Linked DNA regions of Homo sapiens: region 2 is linked to region 1. A link is a loop called in an ENCODE intact Hi-C map of the cell type or tissue named here. Cell type or tissue: GM12878. All regions are shown on one strand. Each heading gives the region's core, and the rest is flanking DNA. Links, peaks and the distances in the headings are about the cores only. Region 1 has its middle 30 kb from the start of CD2. Region 2 overlaps CD101-AS1 (CD101 antisense RNA 1).

Evidence for each region. Hi-C counts contacts between places; a loop is a spot of excess contacts. Peaks named below come from ENCODE experiments on the same cell type or tissue, not always from the same donor. Only the 100,000 strongest peaks of a DNase experiment are listed, where the experiment ranks them.
Region 2: it touches region 1 in a loop (5-fold over the local background); 102 of 110 quality-filtered maps call a loop at or near these places.

The regions. Positions count from the first base shown.
Region 1 is chr1:116,719,595-116,729,127 of GRCh38, forward strand. No RefSeq gene overlaps it. Among named protein-coding and RNA genes, the nearest start is that of CD2, 30 kb to the right of the region's middle. In GM12878, for the core only: a CTCF peak has its summit at 5,353 (motif pointing right); no DNase peak of the experiment used is centred there.
Region 2 is chr1:117,047,756-117,057,288 of GRCh38, forward strand. It overlaps CD101-AS1 (CD101 antisense RNA 1), which reads right to left. Exons shown (of 4, transcript NR_110786.1): 2 at 2,412-2,579. Among named protein-coding and RNA genes, the nearest start is that of CD101-AS1, 7.0 kb to the right of the region's middle. RefSeq lists an enhancer at 4,230-4,319. In GM12878, for the core only: a CTCF peak has its summit at 7,778 (motif pointing left); DNase peaks (open chromatin) are centred at 3,826 and 7,746; H3K4me3 peaks cover 1,053 bases; H3K27ac peaks cover 1,740 bases.

The sequences.
Region 1 (9,533 bases), core at 509-8,508:
CATTGGGAGATATATCTAATGCTAGATGACACGTTAGTGGGTGCAGCGCACCAGCATGGCACATGTATACATATGTAACTAACCTGCACAATGTGCACATGTACCCTAAAACTTAGAGTATAATAAAAAAAAAAAAAATTAAAAAAAAAAAAAAAAAGATCTCCTGTTGACATTTGGGTTGCTACAGATACCCATTCCTGACATCTCCCCTCTCTTCCTTGGCCTCTCCTGGGAAGGATGCACCCCAGTCAGCTGCATTTCAGCTGATTCTCCTGGAGAATGCCAACCCCAATCAGCTGAAATGCAGCTGCCTTGTCTACATACCCTGAAAGTCCCCTCTCTGGCCACCCCTCAGATGCTAAGGCCCTAGACACTTCATTTAAAACATGATCGACCTGGCACCTGGGCCTCCCAAATATCCTCCCTTTCAGTTGGACCTCAAGGTCCTTGGCCTATGCCTCAGCACTGGCTTCTGGTAACAGTTCCTCAGGGCTCCACCATCCCCATAGGAACCCCCCTGGTTGGTGAAAAAAGGCAGAACATGAAGCCCAATCAGGGTTTCAAGATGTCATTGCGTGAAATCTTTGCCTTCTCCTGGAGCCCAAGGTTTTATGAAACTAGATCTAGATGGCACCCACCCCCTCACCTGGCACAGGGAGAAAGAAAGTGAAAACAGCTTCCCAGGCTCCCATGGCTAGAGCTAGGCCACATGGTTTGCATTGTCTCAAAGCCATTTGGTGCTGGGTTCCTGGACCACCCCTAGGACATCTTGATATATTTGCCTCACCTGGCCTCTAATCTCACTTCCATGCATATCTTTTTTACAGGCTGCTGCCAGAAAGAGCCTCATAAAATGCACATCTGATTATGCCATCGGCCTGCTTGAACCTCTTTTGCTTGGTTCCCATTGCCTTCAGCATACAGTTCAAACTTCCTAGTATAACAAACAAGTCTGTTCATGATCTGGGCCCCACAGGCCTGTCTGCCTCCCCTCCCTTCCCCGCCACCTTCCTCTAGGTTCATGCTGTATCAAACTGCTCAGGGCTCCTCCAACTCACCAGGCTGTGGAAATTCACCTGCTCTTCATGATGCCAGGAGTGCCTCTTCTGGATTCTCCTTCTTGCCGACTCCTCCTAGGGGTTGCCTAGCTTTCCCTGACCCACAGGCTAATCATGATGCTCATCCCTGAGCCTCAGAGATCCCTGCAGAACACATAGCCATGCTCCCAGTGTGTGCCACCTGTTTCCCAGTCTCACACCTTCATGGACTTGCAGCACCTTGACAGTTGGGGCCCCCTATGGCTGGTGCATGTATTGTCTCTGGCATCAAATAATACCTAATATTAAAAACTGCAAAAAAATCACCCCACTTGTGTCATTCTGCTTTCTTCTCTCCTCCCTACCGCCTACCCCAAACCTTGCTATTTTCCCCATTCATCCTTGTGTACATAATCAGGAAGACAGCCAGATTGCTGGTCTGTTCACTCATTTCTTTATGTGTCCATCAAACATTTATGGCACCCCCACACTGTGACAGCCACCATACTAAGTGGTGGGGGCATGTGGAAACACCCTGACCAGATGGCAGCCTTCATGGAACTTACATTCTAGTGGAGGGAGAAAGACAGCAAACAACTCAGGCACCGAGCCACGAGCTGGTAAAGTCTGTGCCAAGCGATGTGTGCTAAAAGGAAAAGGAAAAGAGGGTCAGGCAGAGAGGAATGCTGGGGTGGGTGAGCTTCTATTTTATATGGGGTAATCTGCGGAAATTGCTCGGATAAGATGCCATCAGAACAGAGACCTGAAGGAAGTGAAAAGTCATGCAAGTATTTGCAGAAGAGCATTTCAGGCAAAGGGAACAGCAGGAACAAAGGCCCTATGTGAGTTACAGTACTACTAACTGTCATGACAAACACATCCCCAAACTTCACAATAAGAGCACAGCACAGTAAATGTTTACTTCTTGCTCATGCTCCAGTTCAACATGATGTTGCTGGTTGATGGACAGCAGTCTTCATTTGGGTCCAGACATCCAAACAACTTCCATCTTGTGGCTTTCGCATTTCCAAGGGTCCCAAACTCCTCCCCAGTAAGTGGGCAGATGGGGAGTAGAGAAGGCACAGATGGTTCCTAAGACACCCCCTCCCCACACCCCCAGTAGGAGTGACTAGCACCACTTCGCGTCATGTTCTGCTGTGGAGAACCACTCCTCAGCCACACCTGAATGCTGAGGCATCTTGCTAGGCAGCTGCCTCCAGCAGCAAGGGCACACTATGATGGGCATTTTTGGTGGCAAGTGAGCCACCTCTGCCTCTGAGTGGAGACAGTGCCTGCCAGTTTGAGGCTCAGTGAGAAGGCTAGGATGGCCGGGGAAGCTGATATAGGGCCCTGCAGGCCACTTGAAGGCCTTTGGATTTTACTCTTTGTGAAATGGGAAGCACTTGAAGGGCTTTGAGTAAGGGAGTGACATGAAATGGCTTATGTTCCAAAGGGGCGTGCTCTGGCTGTGCTGAGGAGAATAGAATGCAGGAGGCCAGGAGGTAGACAGGTAGGCAGAAAGAAGGTAGGGCTGTCATGCAGGGGAGAGATGGTCATCTTGGCCAGGTGAGAGGGGAAAGGTCAGTGCCAGCCCTCCTACAGAGATAGGGCTGAGAACTCCAATTTAGTCCAACTCCTACCTTCTAAGCCAGGGGCCAATAAACTTTGTCTGGAAAGGGTCATCTATTAAGTACTTTAGGCTTGGCAGGCCATATGGCGTCTGCTGCAACTACTCACCTCTACTGTTGTCTCATGAAAGCAGCCATAAATCATGAGCGTGACTGTGTAAATGAATGAGCATGACTGTGTTCCAATAAAACTTTATTAACAAAAATAGGTGGTCAGCTGCAAAGTTTGCTGACTCCTGTTAAACCAGTCACAAATGGTGTTGGTCTTCTCTCATCACACATTTCTAGTCAAGGCATCAGTGGTGGCTGCAGAAAACAGCTGAGAACTCTGGACTTTGTCACTGCTTGAAGTTTGTGTGCCAGCCACTCCCAGTGAACTGAATTTCTTGTAGTAACACTTGTGGCATAAGAATGAATCACAGCTTCCCACTGTCTTTGAGCAAGTTCTCTCTTGACAAGGGAAATGGCTTTTGGCAAGACCTTTTCATTATAGTTCGGGCTCATCAGCTATTTGTCTATAACTAAATACCTTTATTATGTGTAATTAAGGCAGCAACTGAGAAAAGATGCAAATGTGTTCTGAAAAACCTGACTTTGCAGCAGCTGGGAGCTTTGCAACCTTTTAAAAGTGCAGGTTTAAACTGAAACACATTTGGCATGTGTCGAAGTAGGGAAAGGAGAGAAAAGCTAAACAACAGAATTAAAAAATAAGAGGGTTTTGTGCTCAGGAATTCATGCCATCTAGTGCTCACCCTGTGAGCTGAGCTGACTGCAGACACCAGGGAACATCCTCCCCACCAAGCCTGCCCTGCCCTCCACAATGGTCCCCTACCCCAGAGTGGAAAGTATTGTCGCAGTAGAAATATCACAAGCGGCCACTTTCAACTTCGGTTGGTATTTGCTTCTTCAGAATTTCTTCTGTCTCTTTGTATGGCTGGGCTGTATAATATATGAAGACAAGACAACTGGAAAACAGGAAAAGAGGCTAGGGCAAGAAAAAAGTTTCTCATCATCCCATTTGTGATGACGAATGAAAGTCAATAATGATCCATTCCTCTGGCACAGCATTGTCCAATAGAACTTTCTGTGATGTTGAAAATGTTCTATAGCTTTGCTGCCCAAGATGGTAACCACTAGCCACACACGACTACTGAGCTCTTGAAATGTTGGCAGCATGGTTGAAGAGCTGAATTTTAAATTTGACTTTGCTTTAATTAATTTAAATCTAAGTGTACACAGCTACGTGTGACCAGTGACACTGTATGGGACAGCACAGCTGCAGCGTGTTGGTTAAGATCCTGGCTCAGAAGTCAGATAAACACACGTTTCCATCCTGGTCCCTACTCACTAACTGTAATCAGGCAAGTTATGGCCACGTATCCTTGGCTCCCTCATTTTCAGGATGGGCACAATTGTGCCTACCTCGAGGAGCAGTTGTGAGGATGGGGTAACAGGGTGGAGATAAAGCACTTCACACAGTGCCTGGCAGAAGGTTAATGCTCAATAAATGTTCAGTGTTTGGTTATTTCCTAGGAAGCTCCTCAAAGGGCTCATACCACTCTCTAGACATTGCAGAGAGGTGGTCCTAAGACCTCAGTGCTGGTGTCTTCCCTGGAAGCTTCCCTTGTCCTAAGTGATATCACATAAAGTTGACTCAGGGGAGGACAAAGTTGGAGCAGAGGGAGAGTCAAAGGCCTCTAAACCAAACTTCTCACTACTTTTGAGACTTCCCTGGGGAAGTGAAGACTGCTAGTTGCTCACACAATGTTTGAGTGACCATGTGCCCTAATAAAAGACCGCAACTCCCAGGCTATCTTACAGTTAAGGGTGGTCAATAAGATGCAAGCAGACATTGTTAAATCTAAATGTACATTTCAGGACTTTCAGGAAGTCTTAAGAGGGGTCAGACAGTTTATATCTTCTCTCTTGTCTTTTGTCCCTTCACCTTTCCTCCTACTTCCTATGTGGAATTCAGACATGATGGCTGGAGCTCCAGCAGCCTTAAGGAAGTGTCTTTGAGGATGGGAGCCCTGTACTACTAATGATGGCAGAGCAAAAACAAAAGAGGCCTGGGTTCATGGACACCATGAAATCACGGTACCAACCTGGGCCTGCCCGCCTTCAGATTTCTTTTATATAAAAGAAACCACTTGTTTTGGTCTGTTTTGTACTGCTATAACAGAATACCTGAGACTGGGTAATTTATAAAGAACAGAGATTTATTTCTTGCAGTTCTAAAGCCTGGGAAGTACAAGGTACAGGGGCCTTCATCTGGTGAAAGGCTTCTTGCCGTGACATCCCATGGTGGAAGGTGGAAGGGCAAGAAAGCATGGACACGAGAGAGACCAGGAAGCAGTCCAAACTTATCCTTTTATCCAGGAACACGCTTCTGCGAGAAAAGCATTAATCTATTCACGAGGGCAGAGCCTCTTAAAGGTCCCACCTCCCAATAATGTTGGTTTGGGGATTAAGTTTCTAACACATGAACTTTGTGGGACACATTCAAACCATAGGACCTCCATACCATGTTTATTACTTTTGTTTTCTCTTATGTGTAGCAGCTATGAGCTAGTTATTTCTAAGCAGTGATTAATTCTACAAGTCCAGGTTATTATGGCATATAGTCAATGAAAGAAAGGGCTTGAGAAAATCAGTCCAGTCTTTATTCCTTCATCCTGCCTGCAGGGGGCGTCTAAGTCTGTGAACAACATTAGAGATACCTGTTCCAGTCAGTCTTTTTTTTTTTAATCGTTAAACCTGTTCATTATTTTTTTCTTCCATTGATCTCGTGTTCCAAAATATTGTGTTTCTACCGTCAGTTAAGTTTTGTTGGTGTTTTTGGTCATAAAAAACATTTAATAACCTGGGTGTGGTGATGCATGCCTATGGTCCTAATCCTAGCTACTTGGGAGACCGAGTCAGGAGGATTGCTTGACCCAGGAGTTTGAGGTTACAGTGAGCTATGATTGCACCACTGCACCGCAGCCTAAGCAATAGAGTAAGACCCTGTCTCAAAAAAATATATCAATAAATAAACAAAAAATAAACATTTAGCAACCATAGTGGATTTTGCTTTGTTTCGTTTTGTGGGCTGTCCAGCAGCTGATCTCCTTCTTATATTTGGGGAATTCTCCTAATAAAATAGAGCCTCTGATGGCCTAATACTTGTTGTCCCTGTCCTTCAGCAGCTGGACAAGGGCACACAAGGCTTAAGATTTACCAACTCTGCCGGGCACGGTGGCTCACGCCTGTAATACCAGCCCTTTGGGAGGCCAAGGTGGGTGGATCACGAGGTCAGGCATTTGAGACCAGCCTGGGCAACATAGTGAAACCCGGTGTCTACTAAAAATACAAAAAATTAGCCGGGCATGGTGGTGCATGCCTGTAATCCCAGCTACTCGGGAGGCTGAGGCAGGAGAATCACTCAAACCCGGGAGGCAGAGGTTGCGGTGAGCCGAGATCGTGCCATTGCACTCCAGCCTGCACAACAAGAGCAAAACTCTGTCTCAAAAAAAAAAAAAAAAAAAAAAAATTTGCCAACTGGATGGTCTCACCTGGGACTTTGCATCTGGAGCAAGTAACACAAAGCAGCAACCATGGTTTGGAATGCAGTCCACTGGGCAGTGACATCCCATGTCCTGGTGGTTCCAGTGGGTCGGTGTCTGGTGTCCAGTGGTATCCCAACCATGCCGCTTCTGTGGTGTGACCTTGGCTGAGCTCTTCATTGCTCAGCTTTTCCTGGCTACTGCGCATATCCAGAGTCTGGTCTTCCTGTCTTTTCATTTGCTCTGGAGCTGGCAGACATTTTCCCAAAGCAATTATTTTCTGCTTAAGTCAACTAGACTTGGTTTCTATTGCATGCAGCCAAGAATCTTGATGGATACACATGCTAAGCAACATGATTTTATCTATGATACCTGCAGAGTTGACATCATTCAACCAGAGCAAGAGACAGTGTTCATATTAGGCAACATAGCCTTAACTGGCAACACATGCACTTTCTTTTGAGCTTTTAAAAACATTGCTCCATTGCTATCATTGTAGACCCCCAAGGAGAAGGTACCCCAGCCTCCTGGAAACCACTGATATCATTGTATATCCTAATATTACAGATGAGAAAATGGAATCTCAGAGAGTTGAAGTGAATTGCTCCATGTGTCAGGCTATAGAAAGAATTTCTCAATGAGGGTCATTAGCCATTCATTCATGCACTACTCCTGGCCTGTGGAACTCAGAGTCAGGTAGGAGAGATGGGTGATTCTTGGGGAAACAAAAAGGATCCAAATAACATGGAAACGAGCAGGTTAGGATATTCAGAAAGAGATATTTAAATGATAATGAAAACAGAAGGGATGTAACTTAAGCTTCAAGAACTCAAGCATAGTGATAAAAGCAGGGACACAGCAAGATGGCCATGAACGCTGCACATGTTCACCTCTGCAGATGAGAAAGTCAGCCCAGACAAGACACGGTTCTAGAGGCATGAATCCAAGAAGTTTGGTAGAAAGCTGCCACAGCCAGACAGTAAAGTCAAAATATGCTTGTGTTCTCCTTTAAGAACATGTGATGCAAAAACATCTGAACTTGCAAAATAGATTTTTGAGAGTATTATTTTCTTTAAAAAGGACTCTTTGCTTTAAAGACAAGAAGACATCTATTTTTTAAGTTGCAGTAATTTTTTCTTAGCTTACTTATTGTCCACAACAACATATTGAGAGAAGGCATTTTTGTCCCCATTTCATGGATTAGAAACTGGGGCTCAGGTAGATAAAGTCACCAGTAAAGGTCACACAGCTTGTAAGAGGAAGACCCAAAGGTCCTGTGTTTCCTGTTCTACCAAGCCACCTCCCACAGAGTGACTTTAAATAATGAACATCTGAAATGCATTTGGAAGGCACTTCTAATTGAAGAGACTCAATTTACAGAGATTAGATTCGCACACAATTTTGAGAACACATCCATCGCACAAAGCATTATGCAACAATATAAGGATAAATGCCATGGATCGCATGCAAAAAAGAGGAAAATAATAGAGGAAGCGCAGTTAATTAATGCAGTAGGAACTGAAACACTACAGGAGCAGATGAACATGCACTCCCAGAATATGATACAATAAGCGGCTTCATTAGGAAGACAATTTATGTGGTAGGAAAGATAATAGCAAGAGAAAGAGGAAAATGTAAAAACAAATTAGTCTACTAGAAAACAGTGATTTGAAGATATTTTATAATGATTGATTTGTAAGAAATCTCTCTGCAATAAACATCAGTGGAACACTTGCTTTTAGAGATCTTAAAAAATAGGTCAGTATCTCTGGGTTAGACAGGTTTAGGTGTGATTTTCCTCTGCAAGGAAATGAACCAGCTGGGTATTTTCAAAGGCTCTCTTTAGTTTATGATTCTAAGGTTCCACTTATGGGAGCTTTCTATGACTGTCATTTTTTAAAGCTGGTTAACTCAGTGGCTTTATTTTTCTTCCCCCTCTAAATTCCCTACAGGGCTTTAACTAAATCAGACCACATTTGGAGTCTTATGTTGCTTTCTGGGCACCACATTTTAAAAGGGATGTTGACCTACTCTCCCTCCAGAGAATGGAACCAAGACAAATGAGTGGAAGTTGCTCAGAGATAAATTTCAACTCAATACAAGAAAACCCTGTCTCCTTCTATCAGAGTCCTCTGACAATGGAACCGGCTGCTTTTTGAGACAGTTTGCTGTTAGGATTGGAAACACTAAAGCAGAGGGTATTTGAACTACTGTCAAAACTGCTCTGGAAAAGATTTTTTTTTTACTAAGTTTCCTTCCAATTTCAACGCTTTATGATTGATTGATCATGTAACTCTTCAATATGTTTTTGCCAAGTCGAAGCTCCTTTCAGTTCTTTTATCTTAATTGTTAGCCTCTCCTCCTCCCCACCCCCATCCCCAAAAGTTAGCAAACACAATACAGAATGACCAAAGTTAAAACACCAAGGCCACATTGTCTGACAGTGCCACGTCCCTCCATTGGGGGAGCTGGACATGACATGGCCTGTTGATTATCAAAGTATCAGTTTCTGGGTCAATCAGGGTGATGGTGGCAGCACTGGTACCTCCAATGGCCCTTGGGCAGGTCTACATGCAAGAACAAGGGGAGCTGAGGGTTGGGTAAGGCTCACCACGGGTCCTCTTCTAGGGCTTTCCATCCTGGTTAGTGCATCCCCATCCAGACACGTGATTCCAAACCCCAAGGTGTCCCTTTTGATACCTTCCTCTCCATACCCTGACTCCACACCATCATATTCAGCTCATCACTACATCCTGCCCATTTTCTTTTCCATCTTCACCGCCTCTGCACTAATCTGAGCCCCAGGCTCATCTGTCACCTGGACCTGTATTCACATCACATGGCCCACTCCAATTTATATACACATCGAAACCTGAGTAATTTTTTAAAAATTCGAACCTACCCTGTCACCTGCTACTTAGACCTCTCAGCAGCTTCCCATTGCTGCTGAGATAGAGAATAGGACTTGGCCTCCTTGGCCCTGCCTTCCCTGAGCCCATGTACTTCCCCAGCTACTCCCTGTAGCCAGTCACTGTCAGAAAGGCCACCAGCATTACCTATTGCTTTGGGTAAGCACTGTCCTCACATTTCAGTTTTCTTTTGTAATGCAATTAAGGGAGATGAGAGTGGCCTAATCCTTGATGTTAGCCAAAAGTTGAACCTATTCCTACAACTCTCTCTCTAGCAAGAAATATCTGAATTATGAGGGAATATTAGGCAGGCAGAGGGTTTAGCTGGAAAGATTTAGAAAGAAAAAGGAATGATTTACATGCTGGATACTACAGGCTATTGGTGCCTCTTGGCCTCTGCGCATGGGCTTCCTG
Region 2 (9,533 bases), core at 759-8,758, 330 kb after region 1:
GATATCAAGGCAGTGTGAACAGAGGAGCATGTGGATAGAATTATCTGAGTGCTTTACAGTTAAATGCAAAGCCAGGGTAGTTTAACCCAAGAGTTCCAAGTAAAGATATGTAATATATGGGAATTAATGAGAAATGGCATCACCAGAGACTCCTATTCTGAGGTACATTGTACCTATATTAATTACCTGTTTCAATTTACATGTAGATTTGAGTGCAAATGGCACATTTGGAAAACAACTATTATGGCAGATAGCAAATAATTAGTTTGGAATCTGTATTAGTCTGCTTGGGCTGCCATAACAAAATACCACCGATGGGGTGGCTGAAATAACAGATACTCATTTTCTCACAGTTCTGTAGGCTGGAAGTCCCAGTCAAAGTGCCAGATGATGTGGATTTTGGTGAGGACTCTCTTTCTGGCTTGTAGACAAGCCACCTTCTCACTGTGTAGTCACATGGCATGACAAAGAAGGCAAACTCTCTGGTCTCTTCTTAGAAGGGCACTAATACCATCATGACCCATCCTCATGACCTCATCTAAACCTAATTATCTCCCAAAGGCCCCATCTTCAAATACCAACACACTGGGGGCTGGGACTTCAATATGTGAATTATGGGAAACATCATTCAGACTATAGCCAAATTGACAGCATAATTAATGAACTGGACTGTGGCTTGTCCTGTACCTATCCAAGGTGTGCACTCTTCATGTCTGTTAACATAGTTCAGATGGAGTAAGTTATCTGAGTGCTACAGGTTTGGTATTTTTTACTGTGCATGTGTACACTTGGGTAGGATTACAACTTAAGAGCAAAACCAGTCAAGTGAACTGAGTAGAATTTCCCCACCTGCCACTTAGCAATGCTCCAGCTCTTCCATCAGAAATAGGTGATCACTGAAGTGTCAGAAACAGTGTCATCATGAAAGAGTGTAAAGATGGAAAGGGATTGCTTAAACATGCATGCAGAGCTCTGGGTGGGAATACAGAAACCCTTGACACCTCCTCCTCTGCAGCTGATCATTAATGCTGTTTCTGTCTGCCCTGAACTCAAGGAGAAATGTGGAGGGTCGAGCAGGGAGGATAGTGGGGAAAGCAGGAGAAGAAGAGAAACAGAGAGAAGAAACAGTGACAATTAGCACATAAGAGTGAGAAGGCAGAAATAAAAGCCAACAAACTACAGAGAAAAAAGAATTGACCAGCTTCTGCCCCATCCAGCTCTGCTCTGAGGCTCAAGTGGGTCTCTCGGATCCACCGTGCCAGCAGTGCTTGCAGCTCCCGAAGAAACTGCTGACCCAGAGAAGGAAGAAGGCTGAGTGCTTGCAGGAAGAAACCCTTCAGACACCAGGGGAGGCAGCAAGCCCCACCACACTGAGGCAAGGCCTGTCTCTGTGGTACAGCAGACAGGAGAAGTCCTGTCTTACTGTGTGTGGAAACAGGTGTGTGGGCTTCCGCTTAGAGTTAGGTGGAAGTTCAGTCTGCAAGGGAGGGTGAGAAAGTACTAAAGAGGAACAGAAGAGCTGGGAAGAGCTAGATCTTTTGAAGGGGATGTCTGCTTCTGCACCACGTGACAGTGGAGGATGCCTTGGATCTTCATCAAAAGAGGTAACTTCCTCTTCTCCTTGAGAGACGCAGCAAATCCCTCACTTACAACTTAGAACCTTCCTAGCTTTCATCCAAATGCATGTAAACCTTGAGAGAGCACCAAGAGGGAGAGAAAGGAGGCGACAGATTCTATAAGAAGTGAGACATGACAGTGTTGTGAGACAAATTGACGTAGGAGATGGTGGTGTGACTGAATCACTAGCCTAGTGTGAGGCGAGGGCCTCTGTTCTGAAGAGCCACCCCACTGAGGCCTCTGGGCTGCTTCCTGTGCTGCTCACCAAGAAAATGCCATGCCATGCTAGGCGCGGTGGCTCACGCCTGTAATCCCAGCACTTTGGGAGGCCGAGGCGGGCGAATCACCTGAGGTCAGGAGTTCGAGACCAGCCTGGCCAACACAGTGAAACCCCATCTCTACTAAAAATACAAAAATTGACCGGGAGTGGTGACGCACGCTTGTAATCCCAGCTACTCAGGAGGCTGAGGCGGGAGAATCGCTTGAACCCAGGAGGCAGAGGTTGCAGTGAGCCGAGATGGTGCCATTGCACTCCAGCCTGGGTGACAGAGCGAGATTCTGTCTCAAAAAAAAAAAAGAAAAGAAAGAAAGAAAATGACATGCCAAGTTAAACTCACTTCCTTTTCTGATGTGCTGCTTTCTGCTAGGCTGGTAAGTCATGGGACAGCTATAGATTCCGCATGCATGAACTGCAGCAAGGCCTTTGAACAAGAGGAACAACGTGGACACTATGTGACTCCATGCTTGGGTGAATGATCATACCCAAGGTGTAAAGACCATGGCAACGTGTTTACCTGTAGGAGATCTCTCCAGGTCTTGCTAAAGCACTCTGCCTTGTTGAGCATTTTTATTGGCAACTTGGATGAAGGGAAAGACAGCAGGCTTGTCAAGTTGACACAGAATTAGGAGATGGCACTAATAAGTCAGTTGACAGGAACAAGATTCAAAGAGATCTGGATAACCTAGAATAATGAATCAAAATTAACATGAAATATAGAATCCATAGTTAAGTTTAGGCAATTAGATGCACCAGATAGGGGAGATGAGCTCACGCATGAAAAATGAAAACAGTGTTTTGGTTGATTGCACACTTGATATATATTATTAGCATAACATACTTATTGAAAAAACAGAGAAAAAGATTTAGAGTTTTCCATTTCATATATAAAATGGTCATATCCAAAATAAAGGAGATAATTATCCCACGGCATTTTTCATATTGAATTTTCTTTGGGATGCCTCAAATTAAGCATACATTCATCAAAAAATACTGGCGAAACCCCATCTCTACTAAAAATACAAAAATTAGCCAGGTGTGGTGGCATGTGCCTGTAATTCCAGCTACTCGGGAGGCTGAGGCAGGAGAATCGCTTGAACCCAGGAGGCAGAGGTTGCAGTGAGCTGAGATCGTGCCACTGCACTCCAGCCTGGGCAAAAGAGTGAGACTCTGTCTCAAAAAAGAAAAAGCAAAATACTGGTGAGGGGGTGTCGGAGGGAGAAAAGTAATTGATGCAGTTGGACAAGTTTCTCTGGGCAAAGAGAATGCATGTGAAGTGCAGAGAGGATGAAATAGTCATATTCATATATTTTAAAGTGATGTAAAAATGGATCAGGTGTATTTTGTTTAATTCCACATGACAAGAAAGTGGAAGTTTCAGACAGAAAGATTTCTGCTCAATATGCATTAGAATTAACTAACATTTCGACACACCCAAACAGAACTTGCTATAACCAGAAGTTTCTATGCTGAATCCATTAGGGATGCTGTGGAAGGGATTTGGGAGGATGCATTAGGTGGCTTTAGGGTTCCTTCTACCCTATGATTTCATCCATTCCATTTAACAGATACTTATGGAATGTTTACATGCTGTGTATACAGTGATTAGTGAGCCAAACAGAAATAAGTCCCTGCTTTCTTGGCAATTACACATATAGTCCATGGAGAAGACAGACGATAAACAAGTCAACAGACAACTCTGAAATAAATGTTATGTGGAAAGCAAACCGGATACTGAGAGAGAACAAGGAAGAACCTTTGTAGATAAAGTAGTCAGGGCAAGTCTCACTGAGATGGTGCTTGCTGAGACCTACAGGATGAAGGGCTAAGTTTTTAAAGAACTGAGGAAAGCATTCCAGGCAGAAAGCACAATATGAATGCAGGCCTTAGGGTAATACAAAGCTTGGCACACTGAGGAACAGAAAACAGGTTAGGGCGGCTGCAATATAATGGGTGAGGAGTGGCGTGGCTGTCTGTGAGAGTGAAAGCAGGAAGGGCCAAACCGTGCAGCGCCCGTAGGAACCAAAAGGATGACTTAACCTTTTTCTCTAAGTTTAACAGAAAGTCACTGAAGAGTTATAGGCAAAGTAACAGAACCTGACTCATGTTTTAAAAGGTTGATGAGTTCTTTAAGGCCATTTTAGTACTAAAAAATAGCAGCAAAAACCAGAGGCTGCTCTGCTCTGGCTCCCAGGTTAACTCAGAAAGGAAAAGGAGGGAGAACCAGGAAGAACTCTGCCAGAGTTTTCTCAGCTACTAAGATCCCAGCATCCAAGGAGGCTTAAAAACTTCATGGCAAAAGTCTTCAGAGCATTGGGTAGTATTGTTTACGCTCAGCTTGAGAACCTGGAATCCACCTTAGTGCCATTTGTTGCTTTCCAGAAAAAATGCAACTCAGAAACAAAAAGAAAACAGAAAACAAAACAAACAAGAGGCCGGGTGCAGTGGCTCACGCCTGTAGTCCCAACACGCTGGGAGGCCAAGGTGGGCAATCACTTGAGGCCAGGAGTTCGAGACCAACCTAGCTAACATGTTGAAGCCCCGTCTCTACTAAAAATACAAAAATTAGCTGGGCATAGTGGCATGCGCCTGTAATCTCAGCTACTCGGGAGGCTGAGGCAGGAGAACTGCTTGAGCCCGGGAGGCGAAGATTGTAGTGAACCGAGATCATGTCACTGCACTCCAGCCTGGGCGACAGAGTGAGACTCTGTCTCAAAAAACAAGGAAAAAAAAAAGAAATACAACTCAGGATGGCCACCAGAAAACAAGTACATAGCCACTGGAGGTCTTCAGGTTCTAGGTTATCTTGAATGTGTAAAGCAGCGAAGGTTTTAGGGAACAAATGAGCAGTGAGGGTTGAGGAGAAGGTTAGAATTAAGCAGAATAACTGGTATAGGGTTAGGGGGAAGAGGGAAAAAACAGCTTGGTATAAAACTTGAATTAGATACCAAAAAAATGGGTAGGAGGACATGAATAAGAAAGAAAGGATTAATTAGAGGAAAGTTAGGATTGAATAGCTAAGATGAGAACTAGGCAAGTTTAAGAGGTGTTCTGATGAAGGTACAGAGACGTGGGGCCTATGACTGCTCTACTGCTGACAGTATAATAACATTATATGCCATATAAAACAATGGGAGAAAAAAAGAAAAAAACACCAATAATCCTACCATCTTAAATAAGCATTGTTATTATTATTTTGGTACATCCTCTTTGTTATTGTTTTCTATGTGACTGCTTTCAATATCTTTATTGGATTTTAAAAATCGTAACAGAGCAATACATGCTAGTTGTAGAAAATAAAAACTGCACCAATCTCCCAACCCAACCTCCCAGAGGTATATAAATGGAATCATACAGCATATAGTCTTGAAAGTTAATAGTTTTGATGCCAGGTGTGATGGTGTACACATGATCCCAGCCCTTTGGGAGGCCAACGCGGCAGACTGCTTGAGCTCAGGAGTTTGAGACCAGCCTGGGCAACATGGTGAAACCCTGTCTCTACAAAAAATACAAAAATTAGCCAGCTGTGGTGGTGTGCTCTGGTAGTCCCAGTTACTCGGGAGGCTGGAATGGGAAGATCACTGGAGCCTGGGAGAACAAGGCTGCAGTGAGCTGAGACTGCACCACTTCCAGCCTGAGGGGCTGAGTGAGACCCTGTCTCCAAAAAAAAAAAAAAAAACAAATTGACATGACTATACTCATAGTACATAGTACATTGTATAATGTTTGTTACTTAACATTATACAAATGATTACTATGTCTTTTTATGTCTTTGTATTAATAACAATTAATGTCATTTTAACTTAGGTTTAAGTTCCATACAAACGTTAAAGGAAAAAGACTTTCAAGACCATTTAAAAAGAGGAAGATGATGGCTAAAAAGCACACGAAAAAGAGTGCCACATCAATAGAAAAATCAAAATTCAAACAAAAGTCAGATACCACTTCATACCTACTAAAAAAGGCACGCAATAACAAGCATTGTTGAGGACATGAAGAACTGGGAACCCTCATACGTTGCTGGTGGAAATATAAAATGGTATAGCCACTTTGGAAAGTGGTTTGGCAATTTCTTAAAAAGTTAAACAAACTAACCATATGAACTAGCAATTCCACTCACAGGTTTATCTGCCCAAGAGAAATGAGAACAAATGTTCATATAAAGACTTTAACGTTAGGCCGGGTGCGGTGGCTCATGCCTGTAATCCCAGTACTTAGGGAGGCTGAGGCAGATAGATTACCTGAGGTCAGGAGTTTGAGACCAGCTTGGCCAACATGGTGAAACCCTGTCCCTACTAAAAATATAAAAATTAGCTTACGTGGTGGCTCGAGCCTATAATCCCAGCTACTCGGGAGGCTGAGGCAGGAGAATTGCTTGAACCTGGGAGCTGGAGGTTGCAGTGAGCCAAGATCATGCCACTGCACTCCAGCTTGGGTGACAGAGCAAGACTCCATCTCAAAAACAACAACAACAAAAAACAAAAAAACAAAAACAAAAACAATAAAACAGACTTTAACATTAATGTTCATAGCAATATTATTCCTAATAATTCCAAAGGGAAAATGATCCAAATGTCCACCAACTGGTGAATGAACACAATGGAATATTACTCAGCAATAAAAAGGAGTGAAATACTGATACATGTGCAACATGGGTAAACCTCACAAGCATTATGTAAGTGAAAGAAGACAGAGGCAAGAGACTACATATTACATGACTCCATTATATGAAATGTCCAGAAAAGGCAAACTTATAAAGACAGAAAGCATATCAGAGGTTGCCTTGGGACTAGCTGGGGGTGGCAGTTGGGATTGACTGCACACAGCTTTGAGGAAAGTTTTTGAGTGATAGAAATGTTTTAAAACTGGATTCTGGTGGTGATGGCACAACTTTATAAATTTACTTAAACAATGAATTGTGGGCCAGGTGTGATGGCTCATGCCTGTAATCCCAGCACTTTGGGAGGCCGAGGCGGGTGGATCACCTGAGTTCAGGAGTTCGAGACCAGCCTGGCCAACAGGGTGAAACCCCATCTCTACTAAAAATACAAAAATTGGCCAGGCGTGGTGGCGGGCACCTGTAATCCCAGCTACTCGGGAGGCTGAGGCAGGAGAGTCACTTGAACCCAGGAGGCAGAGGTTACAGTGAGCCAAGATCATGCCACTGTACTCCAGCCTGGCAACAGAGTGAGACTCTGTCTCAAAAAAAAAAAAAAAAGAATTGTGGCCGGGCGCGATGGCTCAAGCCTGTAATCCCAGCACTTTGGGGGGTCGAGGCGAGTGGATCACCTGAGTTCAGGAGTTCAAGACCAGCCTGGACAACATGGTGAAACCCCATCTCTACTAAAAATACAAAAATTAGCTGAGCGTGGTGGCACAAGCCTATAATCCCAGCTACTCAGGAGGCTGAGGCAGGAGAATCACTTGAACCCAGGAGGCGGAGGTTGCAGTGAGCCAAGATCCTACCATTGCACTCCACTCCAGCCTGGGTAACAGACAAGACTCCAACTGAAAAAAATACCTGTACATTTACCAAAAAAAAAAAAAAAAAAAAAGAAGAAGATAAAGAGCCTGCATTGAACCACTTTTGGAATAATATTTTAAGAACAGTGAAATTTGGAATCTAGTACTGAAAAAATATTGGTATAACAAAATAATTTGTAAAGTCTCTTGGCTTTACAAATTATAACCACATTTGTTCTCACTATAGTATCATCCTGATCGAGCCTATGTCAAAGGACAAGTTGAAAACAGTCATATGTTTGAAAGGCACAAAATGAAATGAAATGAAATTGAATTACCATTATATATCTTCAAACAAAAAGAATGAAACAGAGGAGGGTGGGCCTCAGTTTGGTTTTTATGTTACTAGGCTGCTACCTAGTGGTCATTTATAAAATGGCAGGACTTGGGTTTTTGGTTTTTGTCTTGGATTTGTTGAGCCATGTCTCTACACCACAGCAAATACCTAAACACTTACCGATGTGTGGGTTAAATATCTGAATGCATTGCTGAATAATTTATGCTTTATAAAAATACTATAGGCTGGGCGCAGTGGCTCAGGCCTGTAATCCCAGCACTTTGGGAGGCCGAGGCAGGTGGATCACCTGAGGTCTCAGGAGTTCGAGACCAGCCTGGCCAACATGGCGAAACCCCATCTCTACTAAAAATACACAAAATTGCTGGGCGTGGTGGTGGGTGCCTGTAATCCCAGCTACTTGGGAGGCTGAGGCAGGAGAATTGCTTAAACCTGGGAAGTGGAGGTTGCAGTGAGCCGAGATCACGCCACTGCACTCCAGCCTGGGCGACAGAGCGAGACTCCGTCTCAAAAAAAAAAAGAAGAAGAAGAAGAAGAAAAAATACTATAGTGGCAAGAACTGGATTGAAAGTTCTGAAAAATGGCCTTTAGTCCCTGATTGGCTGCTGTCAGCTTTGTGACTTTGAGCCAGGTCAAAATTAATCCATGGGGACTATCCGGTTCCAAAGTTTTAGGAGCAGCTCTGTAAGGTAAGTTGGCCTTGGGGCCACCTCCTTAACTGCTCTAAACTTTAGTATCTTCATCTTAAAAATGGGGATAAAAAATCCCATCCCTAGGCTAGTTGTGACAATTAAATGTGACAATGCATATAAAAGTACTATCTCAGAACACACCTCAGGAAAAGTTAGAATATGACTTTCCCTCTCAGAATGTGCCTAATAGGGAACAATCTTTTATCTGCCAATTAAAATTACTCCTTCCCATCCTATCCCAAAGCAACAAGCAAAAACACCAGAAGTTCAGAAAAGTAAATATGATTCTTAGAATGATCTGCTCATTTGAAACATAAATTTGAACAATTTAATTTAAAAAATAATCAATAAAGCATAGCCGCTAGAATTTTACAAATCACTTGAAACTTGGAATTGCTGATTATTTTAAAACAATAAGGTAGTGACCGAGATGTCAAAAGGTGAATGTTCTAGCTCATCCTCTCACCACTGGTATCTTATGGAGGTCTGACATGTTTAATGTATGCCAGCCAGCACAATGCTGACCACAGAAAGTATAATTCTTTCATTTTCCTAGGAATTAAGCTCCACTTTTGTGGGGTTGGACTTGTTCCTGGGTGTGTTGGCTCACACCTGTAATTTCAGCACTTTGGGAGGCTGAGGCAGGAAGACTGCTTGGGCCTAGTAGTTTGAGACCAGCCTGGGAAACACAGCAAGACCTCCTCTCTACAAAAAAAAAAAAAAAAAAAAAAAAAATCAAAAAATTAGTTAGGTGTGGTGGCACAAACCTGTGGTCCCAGCTACTCCAGAGGCTGAGGTGGGAGGATTGCTTGAGCTTGAAAGGTTGAGGCTAGAGTGAGCTATGATTACACCACCGTACTCCAGTCTGGGTGACAAAGCACGACACTATCTCAAAAAAGAAAAGAAAAATAAATAAAAATAAAATGAGTGTCTGTGCTACCCCAGAATTATATTTTATTTTTGAGACAGGGGCTCACTCTGTCATCCAGGCAGAAGCACAGTGGTTCAATCATGGCTCACAGAAGCCTCGACCTCCTTGGGCTCAGGTGATCCTCCCAACTCAGCCTCCCAAGTAGCTGGGACCACAGGCATGCTCCACCAAGCCTGGATAATTTTTTTATTTTTTGTA